4 separate regions of the Homo sapiens genome follow, and all the other regions are linked to region 3. The links are chromatin contacts, found by Hi-C or POLR2A ChIA-PET in ENCODE. All regions are on one chromosome and are shown on one strand. Each heading gives the region's core, a stretch centred on a gene start or an enhancer-like site at or near the end of the contact. The rest is flanking DNA. Distances are from core to core; before and after follow the strand shown. Region 1 overlaps LOC112268055 (a long non-coding RNA gene). Region 2 overlaps MAPKAP1 (MAPK associated protein 1). Region 3 overlaps MAPKAP1 (MAPK associated protein 1). Region 4 overlaps MAPKAP1 (MAPK associated protein 1).

Region 1 (2,700 bases), core at 69-2,568, 48 kb before region 3:
AGCGGTCAAGGGCCCCCTCGGGATTGCTACACACCGTGGGAAGGTCAGGGGACAGCATGGGTGGCATCTGACAGGGGGCCCTACTGCAGATGATTCATTGTGTGCCTGCTCTGAGCCAAGCCCTGGGGCCGGCACTGGTGACCCAGTGGTGGCCAGACAGGCAAAGCCCTTGTCCTCACAGGTTGCCCAGACCCCTTCTGGTGGGTGATGGTTACATACCCCCTGTGATGGGCGGGATTCTATCTCCCCCACAAATTCATCTGTTGAAGTCCTAACCCCCACTGCCTTAGCATGTGACTGTAATGAGAGACTGGGCCCTTATTCATTTATTTAATTATATTTTTTGAGACAGGATCTCGCTCTGTCGCCTGGGCTGGAGTGCAGTGGCGCCATCACGGCTCATGCAGCCTCAACTTCCCTGGGCTCAGGTGATCCTCCCACCTCAGCCTCCCAGGTGGCTGGGGCTACAGGCATGTGCCATTACATCCAGCTAATTTTTTTTTTTAATTTTTCGTAGAGACGGGGTCTCCCTATATTGCCCAGGCTGGTCTTGAACTCATGGGCTCAAGCGATCCTCCCACCTTGACCTCCCAAATTTCTGGGATTACAGGGGTGAGCCACCATGCCCGGCAAAGACAGGGCCTTTAAAGGGGTAATTAAATGAAAGTGACATCATTAGGGTGGGCCCTAATCCAATCTGACTGGTGTCCTTATAGGAGGAAGAAATTAGGACGCAGATACCCAGAGGGGAGACATGAGGACAGAGGGAAAAGCCGGCCATCCGCATGCCAGGCAGAGAGGCCTCGGGAGAAGCCGCCCCTGCTGGCACCTCCACCTCGGACTTCTAGCCTCCAGAATTGTGAGAACATCAGTTTATTTTGTTTACCCGCCCCCCCCCCGCCCCCACCAAATCTGTAGAACTTTGTTACAGCAGCCCTCGGGAACAAATACACCCCCAATATATGAACGTGCATTTGGAGTCGTGAGTGCAGCAGCCCCCTAGGAGCTGATACCACTGAAAATACGAGACACCCAATTAAATTTGAATTTCAGATAAACAATGAATAATTTTTTCGCATACACTGCATGGGACATACTTATTATACTAAAACAATCCATTGTTTATCTGAAATTCAAATTTAACTGGGCGTCCTGGATTTGCATTTGCTAGATCTGGCCACGTGGCCTGGCATCTAAGGCTGTGACTCCCATCCGACAGAGGTTCAAGGACAGAGACCAGCCTGGAAGCCGAGAAGGGGGTGAGAGCCTGAGGCTGCTTCCCAGGCCTGAGCTGCTCTCCCCAAACGGTTCCCATCTCCCGCACAAACATATTTATTGGGCCTGATGGCAAACAGATTATGCTTGTCCCAGGAAGGGCAGCTCCAAAGAGAAAACCTTGAAGTCCGGGAAATAATGATGAGGGAGTTAAATTAAAGTGCATAAAACCCTCCCGAGAGATAACGTCAGGGTGAGTTACAGGCCCGATAAGGGACTGGGGGCTTGCAGAGGGGGCTCAGAAAGGTCGCCCAGCGGCGCACAGAGGACCAGGAATCATAAATATGGGGCAAGACGCCCAGCCGGGGTCGCCGGGGTGAAAATATTGGGGTCATTCCAAAAACAATTATCCTGCTTGGTTTGCTCTTCAGGTCTTGTAAATCTTTCACCTTTTATAAAAGATTTCTGGAGAAGGAAGCACTCTGGAAGTCTTAACTGATTTTTGTGGCTGCTTCTTGGTGGTTCTGCTGAAGGAAAACAAAAAGACAGAGGAAAATGAAATTACCCAGCATTCTCAGAGGCACAGGGCTGGGCTGACTGGTTTTCTCTTATTCTTTGGAGAATTTGGGCTGCCTTGGGTTTTGAGTCCTCCCATTTACAGTCTTGACACCATTTAACAGTTCGTTTGTTCTGTTTTGAAGCCAGTTGCAGCAGGGCTTTCACTGCCCAGTGGGCCCTGTTCTATGGGGCCAACTTGGCAGCCATCTTGACTGGAGGCAGCCATCTTGGCAGAAGCGGTGCCCGTTCTGACTGAAGTGCAGCCGTCTTAACTGAGGGGCGTTCCTGGTGGCTAACAGGTACCCAGATGCTCGTTCTGACCGAAGTGCAGCCACCTTGACTGACGGGGTTCGTGGTGGCCGACATGTACCCAGGCTCGTGTGCCCAGGCAGAGCTCCTGAAGCTGGAGAATGGGTCTAGGCCACGCCTGGCCTCGTGCTCACGGCTCCAGCTGCATCCCCTGCCTTCCTATTGTCTGCCCAAGGGCACCCTTGGTCCAGTCCTGTCCTCTGTGGCTCTGTCTGTGTTCTGGGCTTCTCAGTTGCACCAGCAGAAGGCAGTCATTTGTCCCACAAATGTTTTTTAAGGCTGGGTGTGGTGGCATGTGCCTGTAATCCCAGCTATTCGGGAGTATGAGGCACAAGAATTGCTTGAACCTGGGAGATGGAGGTTGCAGTGAGCCAAGATCACGCCATTGCACTCCAGCCTGGGCAAGACAGGGAGACCCTGTCTCAAAAAAAAAAAAAAAAAAAGCGAAAAGAAAAGCTCATTGAGCACCTGCACACTTGCACATGCCGGCCACTGTGCTGGGTCCTAATGCCTCATCCTCAGCTGAGGGCGTCATCTTCTGGGTGGCTTTTTCCTAGGTTTCCCTGTCCCCCTCCGCACGTGCACAGCCACAAAACCGGCTCTCCTCAGAAATCTCTC
Region 2 (2,802 bases), core at 155-2,654, 33 kb after region 3:
GATCTTGTTTAGAGGGTCAGTGGCATGAGTAAAGATCTACCATTCATTCACTCATTCAATCTATATTTACTGAGATCCTGTAGCACATAGTCTACAGCAGATCTATATGAAGGGCAACTTGGTATGGGCCAGGGTCATCCTCACAGACCTGATAATCTAGCAGGGAAGAGAGATATTAAACAATCACTGAGAAAAGTATGTAATTCTAAATACAGGCTGGCTGCAGTGGCTCACATCTATAATCCCAACATTTTGGGAAGCCAAGGTAGAAGGATTGCTTGAGACCAAGAGTTTGAACCGCCGGGCGCGGTGGCTCACGCCTGTAATCCCAGCACTTTGGGAGGCTGAGGCGGGCGGATCACCACGTCAGGAGATAGAGACCATAGAAACGGTGAAACCCAGTCTCTACTAAAAATACAAAAAATTAGCCGGACATGGCAGCATGTGCCTATAGTCCCAGCTACTCGGGAGGCTGAGGCAGGAGAATCGCTTGAACCTGGGAGGTGGAGGTTGCAGTGAGCTGAGATTGCACCACTGCACTCCAGCCTGGGTGACAGAGCGAGACTCCGTCTCAAAAAAAAAAGAGTTTGAGACCAGCCTGGCCAATGCAGCAAGACTCCATCTCTAAAAAATAATAAATAAATGAATAGATAGAAACACACGCGACGGAGAAAAAGTAGTATGCGGTATGGCAGAATATAACGAGGGACTCAAACGAGAGGTGGATCAGGTTTAAGCAATGGGGGACAGGAAGATCCTGGTGGCCTTTCTGAAGACAGGACATTTAAACTGAGACAAAGAATGAGAAAGAGTTATTAACCAGAATGGGGGAAGGAGCATTCCAGGTGGAAGAAATAGCCTGTGTAAAAGCCTCGAAGCAGGAATGACTACAGACAGTCTGCTGCCGCAAGCGCAGTTTCACACATCACTTGCCCTTGTGTCAGTGGGAGTATGGAGGAGAGGATGGCAAAATGCACAATTTGGAAACTCTGAAGAGAGAATGAACAAAGTTAACAAGTTTTGAAGTTCTCAACATAGCATAAGGAATCACTACACTGCCTCCTGCTAGAATATGCAAATGGTTAAAATTTTCTAAAACCTGATGTCTGAATAGTGATACTGACAGGGCCAGCTGCTTTATATACAAAATAGCCTTTACTTCAGAAAAGGCCTCATGCTTCTAAGCTGTTTCCAGGGATGCTCCCAACTTAGGAAGACAGTTTAACAGGAAAATATTAATCACAGAGTGCTAAACAGGATGCAGCCTCTCTACCAAAAAGCACAAAATCAATCATTTCACTTTGGGATATACTTTGGCACGAAGACTGCAGTCTGCCTTGGAAAACAGTCACTTCAAATCTGCCTAGGGAAACCAGACCAGTGAGCGTTTCCAAACACATGACTTCTAAGCAAGTTTGCAACGGACAAAGCGGGCATGGAGCGAGGCGGCCAACGTACTGTTCTCGCGGACCAGGCAGAACTCCCATGCGCTCTGGCTCTCCAAAGTGCTGTCCAGGTCAACGGCGACATTGGGCTCGCTCTGCTTCTCCAGGCGGTACTGAGGGCCTGGAAGATCAAAGGGGCAGGAGGAGGGGAGGAAGTCTGAAACAGCGAATTTAACATTTAAAAAACACCACATACTGGTGAAAAGCTGATAAAGCCTTAGTAAAGTGTTAAAGTCTGTCTTGAGGGTCTAGCTATCCAGGATGGAAGTTTGGGGTTTCTTTTGCATAAGGCTTCACATTCTTCACTGTTCTATTATCAAGTCTGTTGCCACTCAGTTCTCCCCGAAACCAAGTAAGAGGTAAATGGCCTTTGAGTCAGAGTGACTACGCCACTTCTCAGATATGAGCAGGTCACCTACCCTCTCTGAACCTCCGTTTCCTAATATGTAATGTAGGAATAGTTATACCTTGAAAGATTGTTGTAAGGATCAGAGGTGATGTAGGAAAAATGCTTATTAGAAATGTACCTGCCTCACAGGAGGCAAAGGTATTTATTAATAATTATGTAACAATAAATTACAATCAGGAATAAGATATGTGTAGAACTCTAATATAATAACAGTCCAAAAAATTCAAAACAAATTGTAAACAGGTAAGCTTAAATAAATAAAGCTCAGATGACCTGGCATTCATATGTGGAAAAAGTTTTTAAATTAAAAAAATCTCAGATTTCTGAGTTACGATGATGAAAAGACAGTGGCTACCGATTCACATTTTTGTTGAAACATTTATGAAAACACGAGACACAGGTTCAGTAGTACTGGAAGCCAGGAATACTAGCTACCCTGCATCACATAGAGGGTTCTTCTGGCAGACCTTAATAAAACACTGCAGCATTTTATACATTTATTCATGTATTTCTTTGTCAACCCAAATGACAATCTTGTTCTTCTCAGATAACACATAACGGGTCCAATGATCAGATTCAAAAGACTGCTCCTGTGATCTGTTAATGGTTATTGAAAGGATTAGAGGCATAAGAAACTGTCTTATTATTTTGACTCTGAAAGGCGTGTTTGGTCAGACAGAAGGAGAGGTGAGAGAGCTGAGGGAAGCATCAGAGGCCGTGCAGGGCTCCCAGGCGGAACACGTATTTTTAGATATGTTCTTCAGCTGCTGTCAACTTGTGGATTAATCACATCTAGTGCTTCTCTATCATCAGCATGAGGCATTTCACTCATTTCCAGTCATTCTCCTTCCCATGTTCTATGTTCAGCTGTAGCACTGTAGAGATTCATTTCAGTTTCAGGGTATATTTGATCTTTTCTCTAACTGGTATTTCATTAGCACTTCTGCC
Region 3 (3,009 bases), core at 305-2,804:
CTGTCTCCCTGTGAGCAGAGCACCAGGAGAAGAGGGCTGCTGCACACACGGTCCCTGTAGCTCAGACTCCTTAAGGCAAAGGCCTAGGCCAAGAGCAAAGGTGCAACCCTGGTAGGCTCACTGCCGTTTCTGCTTCGGCAGGCTCGGGCACCAGCGATCATTCAGTACAATTTTCTCCTTAGGCCCAACAGGCATGACGCCAGTTATAGACACCATTCACTGAGCACCTCCAGTATTAACATAACAGCTAACATTAACTGCCATCAACAATGTGCCAGCATGGTTAGAAATCCACTGTGTGCATGGACTCAGATCTCTTAATAACCTCATGAAGTTGGCTAGTATGTTCATCCTATTCTACTGACGAGGAAACAGAAACACAGTGAGGTCAAGTAACTTGCCTAAGATCACCCAGCTCAGAAGTGGCAAAGCTGCAATTTGAACTCAGGAAGTCTGGTTCCAGAATGTGTCCCCTCAGCCACTACACTATTCTGCAAGAACTGTGCTAAATGTTTCATATAACATATCCCAGGAGAGGGGAAGGTGCTTGCCTAGGTCAGGGAGCATCTAAGTGGAACAGCCACTGTTCAAACCCAGAGCTGCCTGGGTCTCAAGTCCCTGTTCTTTCTGCTGCTCTGCACAGCCTCAGCCGTGTCAGAAGATGTATTAATAATAAGGAGCTCTGCCCAAGCAGTCCTCCATCTCCTCTCTCAATTTTCACCAAGGAACAAATAAATGTTCACAAATGCCAATAAATGCACACATCTATTTTTTGTTCATACATGGCAAATTGGAGCATGAAATCCGATCAATATTCTTTCTGACCACCGAGCATAGTTTTGATTTCCTCGGCTAAAGTTTTTGCGTAAAGTCATTTAAGGAATGGCAGAGGCACTCCTTACAGTGTCACGTATGCACTGTTTTAAGTAATTCAAATTATAAATGTATTTCCAAGGAAATAAGAGAAACTGGCTTTTGTTACATTGACATTTCTCCAACTTAAGTGGCCAGTAATAGAGGAATAGTTGATCCAACAATGATGAAATACAAGATAACCACGAAAAGTTTTGACTAGAAAAATCCTTATAACACAATAGTAAGTGAAAAGGACAGGAAAACCATTTATAAAAAAAGATGTCAAAAGGACGTGCTCCAAAAACTGGTGCCAGTGGCCAACTCTGGTTAGTAGAATTATATCCTTTCCTTTTCTGTATTTTTTCCAAGATAAACATTTCACGAAAAATAAAAACAAACATCACTTTGAAAGCTGACACTTTTTGATTTCCACTTCAGAATTCAGTATCCTTTCTCGACTGTTAAAATGTGGGGAAGGATAAGTATGCTGAAGTCTTGATAATGGTGAAGTGATCCTCAGTGAAAGAATGCTTCCTTCTAGCAGTTCTTCAGCAGAACTTTTTTTTTTTTTTTTTTAGCAGAATTTCTTTAACAGAACTTCTAGCAGTTCTAGTGGTATGCCAGGGGTTGCGCTGCTGGGAAGGGCTCATGAGCTACACTACACCCAACCTGGTGCCCCTCTCAAAACTGGAGCCCGGCAGGCTTCTTTCCAGCTCAGGCAGGTGGGGAAGAAAAGAGCACGGGGGCTGGCCGGGAGCAGCCAGGGTCAGCCCCTTCTCTTGGAAACAAGGGAGGCAGTTTGTCTCCCTTACCAGCTCCCTCCCCTAACCACTTATCCACAGCCATCCGTCATGACCTTTTCATGCTCCCACTTCTGACAGCTTCCAGATACAGTGAGTCAAACTTCACTGGAAGCAAACTATCACACCAACTGTCAAAGGCAGAAAACATTGCCTGATTGCTGTCCTACATCAACGCCAGCATATAAATCCTTCCTTAACAAGACAGCTCAAAATAAACAAAAACGCAACTCTAATGTGTATACAGCTCTCTGGGGAAACTATTTGTGCAAGCCTTTAGAGTTATCACAAGGAGACCCTTGTCTGCTTTAGCTAACCAAGATTTCCATAAAAGGAAATTAGCACCGCGTAGCATCTTCTTCTAACACAGACTGAGCGCCCACTCTGGGTAGCCCCCACACTAGGTCCTTTTGTGTACAGAGGCTTATTGAGAGCTTAGAACACCTCTAATCAGGAAGGCACTATTAGCCTATCTTACATTTAAAGAGGGGGCTTAGGGGTAGGAAATCTGGAGTCAGAAAGTCCTCTGTTCAAATGTCAGCCTTCCTACTTCCTAACTACGTGACTTGGGAAAAACTTCTATAAAACGGAGATGATAATAATACACATAATAATAGATACCTCAAGTGCTTGTTGTGAGGATTAGGTGAAATAAGGCATGACAAGGGCTTGGAATTGTGCCTGATACATAGCTAGCGATGAATATTACTCCTTCTAATGATTATTATCAGAAGTCAGGCACTGGGTTAAGGATGTGACATAGACTCAGTGATGAGGGTCGAGTCTGGGGAGCTCAGGGAGCCACGAGAAGGAGGTGAATAAAGGACCTGCCTGGCTCTGGAATTGGAGGGCGAGAAGAATTCTCCCTGGGACCTTCTCTACATCCCAGTCTTGGGAGCACCAGGATCCAGTTTGGGAGACAATGCCTTCATCCCCACAAATCCCCCCAGTAACCTCCCACCACCAAGTGTCACTGGGCATATCTCCTCCTCACAACCTCCAAGAGTTCAATTCAAATCAGGAAGAATGTTCTCAGATCTGGAATGTGGAAACTTTTGTGCTAGGGAATCCTCATCCTACTGGGTCTCCAGGCCACAAATTTGGAGGCCCTGATTATGCTGGCACATCCCCACTGGTGTTATCCTGGGCAAAGTCACTGCTCCCTTGGTGAGCCTGATCATTCTCCTCTGTAAAATGTACTAGCCTATGGTGAATCAAATTAGTAAACTGGAGAGCTTGGGTTCAAGTCCAGGTCTAGCTGCCTGGTGAGTTCTGACTTGCCAGCTGTTTCCTATTGTCCCAGAGGAGACTGCTTGACTCTTGGGAGGTACAACCTCCCCTATGGTACTCTTAA
Region 4 (2,970 bases), core at 203-2,702, 53 kb after region 3:
TGCTACAAACAAAACAAAAAGGTAAAAGCAATGGGAAAAATGGCAGAAGAGGAGACGTGGCTGTCAGCCATTTTCCTTTCTCAGAGTTTTCTTTCTTGTTAGATCTATTATCTGGGAGCTGGGCTGCCCTGCTGGCTTTCCATTTGCCTTGCTAATAACAGTAAATCCAGCAGCTTCCACTGCAGTTCCTGTCTCCTTCAGCTGACTCCCAGGCCAATCAGCATTTCCTCTCTGCTAATGTCAGATGTTCCCTGGGAAGTCCTGCTGAAAAGAAAATTTATGACTAAAGTTTCTCCAGCTTTTAACCCTTCTGCATATCCTGCTCCAGATGCAGGGTGCTCCAGAGGAAGGCTAGGTCATTCCTACACGTGCACTCCTATGTTCTTGCTGATGCTCTGCTGCTCTGACAAGGGGCCTCGGACCCCTGGAAAAGCCCAAATGAGCAGCTGCGCAGACAGATGCACACATTCTGGGCTGTACCTAATACATGGACTCAATTTGAGCTGGGTTCCTTAGCAGCTAGAGTCTCTTTTGAACTATAACTCAAAGCAGTCATATTCATACAAAAAGAGCATTAGATCACAAAATTGTGAGTCTGACTAGGTTTCATGACTGAAACTGAAAGGAGGGGACAGGACTAACATTTACTGAGTGATAAGATAATAACAGCAAAGACTTACTGGGTCCTTGGTGCTTTGCAAGGATCGCTGCTTAATTCTCACAATAATGCTATGAAGAAGACATTATTATTATTTTCATTCATAAATGAGGAAAACGAAGTTCAAACAGGTTAAGAAACTTATCAGAGAGCTAGAAAAAGTAACAGGAGGCCGGGCGCGGTGGCTCACGCCTGTAATCACAGCACTTTGGGAGGCTGAGGTGGGCAGATCACCTGAGGTCGGGGGTTCAAGACCAGCCTGACCAACATGAAGAAATTCCTTCTCTACTAAAAATACAAAATTAGCCGGGTGCGGTGGCGCATGCCTGTAATCCCAGCTACTTGGGAGGCTGAGGCAGGAGAATCACTTGAACCTGGGAGGCGGAGGTTGTGGTGAGCTGAGATTGCGCCATTGCACTCCAGCCTGGGCAACAAGAGCAAAACTCCATCTCAAACAAAACAAAAAAACAAAAACAAAAACAAACAAAAAAAAAAAAAGGAAAAGTAACAGGAGCAGGGGTGGAACCAGGTAGGTCTTCTAGAACCCAGGTCTTAACTAAGCTCCACAGTTAAGGCTATCAACCAGAAGACTATGATCTGGTTGGGACCTTATTTTATTGAAGAGGAGACTAAAGCAAGGAACTCAAAGACAGAGAATGACCAGTTTTAAGCCAATAGAGGAAGCATGATCTTCTGATCCGCAACAGCCACCTCCTGAAATAAATCCTCCAAGGCTCTCAGAAGAGGAGAATGCACTGACGTAGGCGTTCAGGAGACAATGGGGTGGTACTCCACAATCTCTTCAGTGGAACAGAGAACAATGGCTGGCTGCCGAGATTCAGGCTTGCTGGCAAAGGTGGCAGTGGTGCAGCAGCCACTGCCAGGCCCTTACAGACCTTATGTTCTTGGCACAGAAGGGTCTCATCACAGGGTTTACATTTTAAGTAAGTTCAAGCCTTTGGGGATGTCTGCATGCTGGCTCCATGGACTTTCCTATGACCTCTTCTGTACCTCTCCACAGAAGTTAGATGATGTACTTAACCAGATCAGCAAATCCAGTAAACTAATTTTTGTCCCAATTTAGAAAGAAGTAAGAATGTCAAAATGTACATGTGACAGCTGTTTGGGACTCTAATGTTATGGAAAAGCAGCTGTTTTCATTTATATTTGAGATATTAGTCATCCTTCCAATGGGACAGAGTATCCAGCTAATAGCTTATGCTTTAACCTACGGAAAATATGGGTCACAGAGACAAAGTGTTGGCAGAATCACAATACACTGACTATACTCATATAACATTTTGGTCTTAAAAAGTTTGAAAACGTTTATAAGAAACAACTATTTAATAATGATGTTCTCAGAGAAATCTGACATCCAACATGTTGAAATGAATGGTTTGCTTTTAGGAGAAAGGGCGTTTTCAAATAGACAAAGTCCACATAAGTAAGGAAAGAAAGATCCTTCTACACTCCAGAAGTTGAAAGTAAGATGTTTTCTTTTAACAAAATTTAAAAATTAACTTTAATCAAAGTAGCATATATATAGTTTTCTTTTTTCTTTTTTCTTTTTTTTTTTGAGAGTCTTGCTCTGTCACCCAAGCTGGAGTGCAGTGGTGCAATCTCAGCTCACTGCAACCTTTGCCTCCAGGGTTCAAGTGATTTCTGCCTTAGCCTCCCGAGTAGCTGGGACTACAGGCGTGTGCCACCACGCCCAGCTAATTTTTTGTATTTTTAATAGAGGTAGGGTTTCACTGTGTTAGCCAGGATAGTCTCGATCTCCTGACCTCGTGATCTGCCTGCCTCAGCCTCCCAAAATGCTGGGATTCATACATGTAGTGTTTTTTTTGTTTGTTTTTTTTGGGGGATGTAGTCTCACTCTGTCACCCAGGCTGGAGTACAGTGGCGCGATCTTGGCTCACTGCAAGCTCTGCCCGCCCCCAGGTTTAAGCAATTCTCTGCCTCAGCCTCTGGAGTAGCTGGGACTACAGGCGTGTGCCACCATGCCCAGCTAATTTTTTGTATTTTTAGTAGAGATGGAGTTTCACCATCTTGGCCAGGCTGGTCTTGAACTCCTGACCTCCTGATCCACCCACCTTGGCCTCCCAAAGTGCTGGGATTACAGGCGTGAGCCACCGCGCCCGGGCCTCATACATATAGTTTTAAGAGTAAATAATGCTGTTAAGTCCTATGATGAAAAAGAGTAATTCCCTGTCCCATTCTTGAGTCCCTCCTTATAGGCAATTTGTTTAAGTTTTTTTGTGTGTGTGATTTCTGGCACTCACCGTCCTACTTTTTATTAACATTCCCATTCA

Evidence for each region. A loop is a pair of places that touch in the nucleus more often than their neighbours do. ChIA-PET counts read pairs that join two places held with the same protein, here RNA polymerase II (POLR2A). Pooled maps may share reads with other maps.
Region 1: a map of ovary shows a loop between it and region 3 (2.0-fold over the local background). The contact joins two enhancer-like sites. A Hi-C loop is called at or near these places in 4 of 168 maps with a recorded cell type or tissue (K562, heart left ventricle and ovary) and 1 of 50 pooled maps. POLR2A ChIA-PET finds 5 or more read pairs at or near these places in 6 of 52 experiments (A673, H1, HepG2 and 3 more).
Region 2: a map of heart right ventricle shows a loop between it and region 3 (2.2-fold over the local background). The contact joins two enhancer-like sites. A Hi-C loop is called at or near these places in 5 of 168 maps with a recorded cell type or tissue (Right ventricle myocardium inferior, cardiac septum, heart right ventricle and 1 more) and 4 of 50 pooled maps. POLR2A ChIA-PET finds 5 or more read pairs at or near these places in 7 of 52 experiments (AG04450, BJ, CD8-positive, alpha-beta T cell and 4 more).
Region 4: a map of heart left ventricle shows a loop between it and region 3 (3-fold over the local background). The contact joins two enhancer-like sites. A Hi-C loop is called at or near these places in 8 of 168 maps with a recorded cell type or tissue (HepG2, Right ventricle myocardium inferior, cardiac septum and 3 more) and 5 of 50 pooled maps. POLR2A ChIA-PET finds 5 or more read pairs at or near these places in 6 of 52 experiments (AG04450, BJ, PC-9 and 3 more).

What each region holds. Positions count from the first base shown.
Region 1 is chr9:125,424,158-125,426,857 of GRCh38, forward strand. LOC112268055 (a long non-coding RNA gene) reads left to right here. Exons shown (of 3, transcript XR_002956935.2): 2 at 717-2,072. It also overlaps the pseudogene RNU5B-5P. Among named protein-coding and RNA genes, the nearest start is that of GAPVD1, 160 kb to the left of the region's middle. RefSeq lists an enhancer at 1-182. Within about 2 kb of position 1,319, at least 3 of the 41 ENCODE cell types and tissues checked have a DNase peak (open chromatin) inside an H3K27ac peak, as active enhancers do; they include ovary, where a contact is called at or near this core.
Region 2 is chr9:125,504,852-125,507,653 of GRCh38, forward strand. MAPKAP1 (MAPK associated protein 1) reads right to left here. Exons shown (of 12, transcript NM_001006617.3): 8 at 1,459-1,566. Among named protein-coding and RNA genes, the nearest start is that of MAPKAP1, 200 kb to the right of the region's middle. RefSeq lists an enhancer at 1-23 and a silencer at 1,399-1,693. Within about 2 kb of position 1,405, at least 5 of the 41 ENCODE cell types and tissues checked have a DNase peak (open chromatin) inside an H3K27ac peak, as active enhancers do.
Region 3 is chr9:125,471,666-125,474,674 of GRCh38, forward strand. The region is part of intron 9 of MAPKAP1 (MAPK associated protein 1); the gene reads right to left. Among named protein-coding and RNA genes, the nearest start is that of GAPVD1, 210 kb to the left of the region's middle. Within about 2 kb of position 1,555, at least 8 of the 41 ENCODE cell types and tissues checked have a DNase peak (open chromatin) inside an H3K27ac peak, as active enhancers do; they include heart right ventricle and ovary, where a contact is called at or near this core.
Region 4 is chr9:125,524,564-125,527,533 of GRCh38, forward strand. All of the region lies in intron 7 of MAPKAP1 (MAPK associated protein 1), which reads right to left. Among named protein-coding and RNA genes, the nearest start is that of MAPKAP1, 180 kb to the right of the region's middle. Within about 2 kb of position 1,453, at least 7 of the 41 ENCODE cell types and tissues checked have a DNase peak (open chromatin) inside an H3K27ac peak, as active enhancers do; they include heart right ventricle, where a contact is called at or near this core.